Linked DNA regions of Homo sapiens: region 2 is linked to region 1. The links are chromatin loops, found by intact Hi-C in ENCODE. Cell type or tissue: heart left ventricle. All regions are shown on one strand. Each heading gives the region's core, and the rest is flanking DNA. Links, peaks and the distances in the headings are about the cores only. Region 1 overlaps FAM83F (family with sequence similarity 83 member F). Region 2 overlaps TNRC6B (trinucleotide repeat containing adaptor 6B).

Evidence for each region. Peaks named below come from ENCODE experiments on the same cell type or tissue, not always from the same donor. Only the 100,000 strongest peaks of a DNase experiment are listed, where the experiment ranks them.
Region 2: a loop joins it to region 1, with 2.2 times the contacts of the local background. A loop is called at or near these places in 20 of 110 quality-filtered maps.

Annotation. Positions count from the first base shown.
Region 1 is chr22:40,035,466-40,038,375 of GRCh38, reverse strand. FAM83F (family with sequence similarity 83 member F) reads right to left here. Exons shown (of 5, transcript NM_138435.4): 5 at 1-2,910. Among named protein-coding and RNA genes, the nearest start is that of TNRC6B-DT, 7.6 kb to the left of the region's middle. In heart left ventricle, for the core only: a CTCF peak has its summit at 1,555 (motif pointing right); a DNase peak (open chromatin) is centred at 1,553.
Region 2 is chr22:40,288,577-40,291,486 of GRCh38, reverse strand. The region is part of intron 12 of TNRC6B (trinucleotide repeat containing adaptor 6B); the gene reads right to left. Among named protein-coding and RNA genes, the nearest start is that of ADSL, 56 kb to the left of the region's middle. In heart left ventricle, for the core only: no CTCF peak of the experiment used is centred there; a DNase peak (open chromatin) is centred at 1,426.

The sequences.
Region 1 (2,910 bases), core at 208-2,707:
TTCTCATAATTCTCCTAAAAGAGTTCTGTCTAGGCTCTGGACCTTTCCCTGGAATGCCTTGCCTCATTGTCCCCTCCTCCATTCACTCCTCAGGTATCGGCTCAGAGATTACCTCCTCCTCCAGGAAGCCTACCCTGTTCTTCTCCCCCAGGTTAAGTGCCTCCTCTGGGCTTCTTTACATGCTGTGCTTTCCCATCAGAACACTTGCCTCCCAGTATCCATCTTCCTAACCATGTTCTGAACATTTGAAGGTAAAGGCCAGGTCTATCTTATCACAGTGCCTGGAACACAGTAAGTTCTCAATAAGTTCGTTTGAACAAATGAATGAACGAATGAATGAATGAAAAAATTAAATGTTGAGCAGGTGCAGTGGCTCACATCTGTAAGCCCAGCTACTTGGGAGGCTGAGGTGGGAGGATCACTTGAGCCCAGGAGTTAGAGACCAGCCTAGACAACATAGCAAGACCCCATCCCTAAAGTTTTTTTTTTAATTAGCTGGGCAGGGTGGTGCATGCCTGTAGTCCCAGCTACTTGGGAGGCTGAGGCGGGAGGATCACCTGAACCTAGGAGTTTGAGGTTGCGGTGAGTTATGATTATGTCATTGCACTCCAACCTGGCAACAGAGACCCCCATCTCTTAAAAAAAAAGTTGGTGAAAACTCTGGGCTCTGCAGGCATCTCAGCACAGGGCTTGGCACCTGATGGGTGCTTATGTACATTTATGAAATGGGTGAGAACAAATCCAGAATTTCTGTTCAGAAGAAGCCTTAGTGGCAGCGGTCTGGTTGGAGGAGTGAGACTAGTGAATTCCTCTTGACAGAACAATGACAAGGTAAACATGAGAGTTGAGAGTCCGTGTTGGGAGCGGAGGCATAAAGGAGAGGTGTCCTAGGCCAGAGGTCAGCAAGCCCAGGCTTGAGGACCAAATCCAGCCCACTGCCTGTTTTGGCACAGCCTGTGAGCTAAGACTGGTTTTTGCTTTTGTTTTTTTGTTTGTTTGTTTTTGAGATGGAGTCTAGCTCTGTTGCCCAGGCTGAAGTGCAGTGGCATGATCTCAGCTCACTGCAACCTCCGCCTCCCAGGTTTAAGCAATTCCTACGCCTCAGCCTCCCGAGTAGCTGGGATTACAGGCATGTGCCACCACACCAGGCTAATTTTTGTATTTTTAATAGAGACAGGGTTTCACCACGTTGGCCAGGCTGGTTTCGAACTCCTGACCTCAGGTGATCCACCCACCTCGGCCTCCCAAAGTGCTGAGGTCACAGGCATGAGCCACCGCACCTGGCCGGTTTTTGCATATTAAAAGAATATTACTACTTTGTGATACATGAAAATTATGGATTCAGATTTCAGTATTCATAAGGTTTCACTGGAACATGGCCACACCTGCTTGTTTCTGTACTGTCTAGGGGTGCCTCAGTGCTATGACAGTAGCTGCAACAGACACACTGAATGTTCACTTTTTGGCCCGCCACAGAAGGAGCTTGCAGATCCCTGCTTTGGCCGTCTAGCTGACCTAGGGGAGGAAGGACGTATGCTGCCAGCCAGCCACAAGGTGTCAGCCTCTCACCATGATGCTGCCAGCCGCGTGGGCTTCTCCAAGTTCTCCAAGGCTTCTCTCCAGGGCCACCTGCGCAGGACCAGGACTGTGGCCCCTAGACCCCGTCCCACCAGGCTATAGTCACTAGTGTGAAAGCCAAAGACATCAAGGCGGGGTGTGGAATCTACATGAGGAGTACAGGCCTGGCTTGGGAAGCCCCATGGCCTGGAGAAGGGTTGGCAGACTTCTCCGGACATGCTCTGTTTCTTTGATTTAGGTTTTATTTGTATTTTGTATACAAAAGATTCTCCAAACAAACTAAAATTGTTTATTTCACCACAAACTATCAATCCAGAAAGGTTGTGGGACTTTTGCACAACCAGATAAGACCGCAGCCCTCTAAGGATGAACCTGCATGAGGGGAACACAGGTCCCTGCCAAGCAGAGTGGCTCCGAAATGGCATCTCTGGCAGGTTTTCTCTCCCTTTCTGTCGAAACCTGGGCCTTGGCCAGGTGTGGTAGCTAATGCCTGTAATCCCAACACTTTGGGAGGCCAAGGCGGAAGGATCGCTTGAGGCCAGGAGTTCAAGTCTAGCTTGGGTAACACAGTGAGATCCTATCTCTACAAAAAAATATTGAAAATTAGGGCAGGAGCGTTGGTGCAAGCCACTACTACTACTAGCTACTTGGGAAGCTGAGGATGGAAGATCTCAAGGAACTCATTGAGCCCAGGAGTTTGAGGCTGCAGGAAGCCATGATTACGCCACTGCACTCCAGCCTGGGTGACGGAGCAAGATCATCTTAAAAAAGCAAAAAAGAAAGAAAGAAAGAAAAAAGAAACCTGAACTCTGTAGCTTCCTTCAGGTGAACAAGCAGTTAGCCCTGTGTGCCAACGATTCAATATGAAAGTGGTAAATTTCACAGGGAATTAAAGGGGAGGATCTAGGAGAGAAGATCCCAAAAGGAAAATAAGCCACTGGAGGTCACAACCCTGGAGGCTCCTCCGATGCCCAGCTGTTTGCGTCAGCCCCTGTGCTAGGTGCTTCACGTGGTTACTCTGGAGAGTCGTCTCGAGATCATCCCCATTTGACACATGAGGAAACAGGAAAGTTCGGGGATGTGAAATTGCTTGCTGGGGTCATTAGCTGTTCGGTGGCAGAGATAGGATTTCAGCCCTTGCCTGCCTGTTCTGAAGCCTGTCCTCTCTATGCCATGCGCCCCCGCCAAGGTCATGCAGGCATACCACTTCAATACCATGCCTTCCTCGCTCACCATGGATCCCCAGGCCGGGCACCCAGCAAATATCCACCGGATGAATAAATGGGTGCAGGCCTGCAAGCACTGCAGCGAACCTTTCCCTGTGCAGTCGCC
Region 2 (2,910 bases), core at 297-2,796, 250 kb before region 1:
AAATAATTCCTGTCATTGTATTTGGGTTGGAGGTTTCTTTAAGAATTTGTTTCTCCGCTATCCAAACTGTGTGTGGTTATCTTGTCTTTTTCATTTTTTTTTTTAAGACAGGATATCACTGTCACCCAGGCTGGATTGCAGCGGTGTCACCATGGCTCACTGCAGCCTCAACCTCCTGGGCTCAGGTCATCCTCTCACCTCAGCCTCCCAAGTAGCTGGGACTACAGCATGCACCACCATGCCCGGCTAATTTTTTGTATTTCTGTTAGAGACAGGTTTTGCCATATTGCCCAGGCTGGTCTTGAACTCCTGGGCTCAAGCAATCTGCCCATCTTGGTCTCCCAAAGTGCTGGGATTATAGGAGTAAACCACCGTGCCTGGCCTTTTCTTTCTTCAGAGTTACCCAACTGCTTCATTTTTTAGAAATACAGAAATGTTGGGAAAAGACAGAATAATCCAATATTTAATATTCTGCTCCCAGTATGCATTAAATAAATAAAACAAAATTCAAAAATGGAGGGAACACAAGTAATTTTCTTTTTTGGGTAGAGCAGACACTTTGGTCATAAAGAGATCTGTAGTACCCAAGTCTCTCACACAAAGTTAACTGCAACTTTCCCAACAATTCCACTTTTGAAATCACTCTGATATGCATCTTCCCATGACTTGATATATAGTCACCGAGCTCAAAATACATGCCCTGCTCAGGCTCCAGCAGTGAACACAGCAGGCCCAGACCCTGCCACTGTGAAGCTTATTATACTCCTAGGCGCGGGGCAGAGAGGGAGAAAAGACAAGGAGCAAGCGGGTCGGGGGGTGGGGGAGTGACAGGGCAGGCTGCACACTGTACGTAGCTGCCCTGAGAAAGCTCCTAGGGAAGGTGGCAGAGAAGCAGAGAGCTGAAGGAGATAAAGACTGAGCCATGCTGCCATCTGGGAAGGATGTTCTAAGCGTATGCTTGGTGTGTGGGGGCCACTTGGCTGGAGCAGCATGAAGGTATGGGACAGTGACCTGTACTTGTGGGGAGGTGGGATCACCAGGAACCTCAAAGACCAGAGTAAAGACTTTGCTTTTGCCTTGCATTCTCAGCGAGAGAACCAGCCACGAGGGGATTCCCGCTGAAAGAGTAACACAACCTGCCTTTTGTTTTAGCACAGTGCTGTGCAGAACTTCCTGCAACGCCGACACGTTCTACGTCTGTGCTGTCTGCACAGTGACTATGAACCAGACGTGGCTATTTAAGTTAATTAAAATAAAATTTAAAATTCAGTGCTTCCAGTCCAGCGGCCACATTTCAAGGGCTGATGTGGCTGACGGCTATCACACTGGACAGTGCGGTGTCAGAGAATCAGTCTGACTCAGACGTGAGACAGGCAAATGTTGAGCCGAGGCAGGGTGGGGAACAGGCAGGAAGTCACTGCAATAACCTAGACAGAAACGGCGGTGGCTTGGCCAGGGCCTGTGCTGTTGAAAGTGGTAAAAAAGGATCCGCTTTTGGATAAAGGTTTGAAGGGCAGTCTTACTGATGCAATGAACATGGTCACGAGCTCCAAGGTTTTTGGCCTGAACTCCTATAGGATGAGAGTGCCATTTGCTGGGAGTTAAGGGGATGTTTTTGAGGGCAGTGTGGGGTGAGATCAGAAGCTGTGTTTTGAACATGTTAACCTGTAAGGCAACCTATGAGTAGTCTGTGGAGTTGAGGAAAAATGATGTGGGCTGAAGACACAATTTTGGAATTCAGTGCTTAAAGTCATTCCACTTGGTAAGATCACCTGGCACTGACTACAGATGGTGAGGAGAGGTTCGAAGGTTGAGATCTGGGACATTCTGCTGAATATGTATTGAGAACTTGAGGAGGAACTCGTAAAGGAGATGGAGAAGGAGAGGCAGATGGAGAACCAGTGTAGTAGGTGTCCAAAAGCCAAACACAGGAAGTGCTTCAGAAAGGAGGGGAACTCTGTCAAATGCTGCTGATACACTGAGTAAGAAGAGACTAGAGAACAGATCATCATATTATGCAAGGAAAAGATCAGAGGTGACTTCCACAAGAAGGTTAATTCCCACTGTCGCTGCCTTACCTAGACTCCTGTACTAGTCCTGCAACTGCACTCTTTTGCTCTAGTACTCCTGCCATTCAAACATGTCCTCTATATTACTTCCAGTGTTTGTTTGTTCCCTCCCTCCCTTCCTCTTTTTTTCTTTTTTGAGACGGGGTCTTGCTCTGTTGCCCAGGCTGGAGTGCAGTGGCTTGATCGTGGTTCACTGCAGCCTCGCCTCCCAGACTCAATCTATCCTCCCACCTCAGCCTCCTGAGCAGCTGGGACTAAAGGTACACACCACCATGCCTGGATCATTAAAAAAAATTTTTTGTAGGCTGGGCGCGGTGGCTCACGCCTGTAATCCCAGCACTTTGGGAGGTCAAGGTGGGGTGGATCACTTGAGGTCAAGAGTCCCAGACCAGCTTGGCCAACATGGTGAAACCCCATCTCTACTAAAAATACAAAAATTAGCCAGGCGTGGTGGCGCATGCTTGTAATCCTAGCTACTCAGGAGGCTGAGGCACAAGAATCACTTGAACCCAGGAGGTGGAGGTTGCAGTGAGCTGAGTGAGAGAGAGACTCTGCCTCAAAAAAAAAAAAAAAAAAAAGCTGGGCACAGTGGCTCACGCCTGTAATCCCAGCATTTTGGGAGGCCAGGGCGGGTGGATCAGGAGGTCAGGAGTTCGAGACCAGCCTGGCCAACATAGTGAAATGCCGTCTCTACTAAAAATACAAAAATTAGCCAGGCATAGTGGCACACTCCTGTAGTCCCAGCTACTCGGGAGGCTGAGGCAGGAGAATCACTTGAACTTGGGAGGCGGAGGTTGCAGTGAGCAGAGATTGTGCCACTGCACTCCAGCCTGGGCAACAG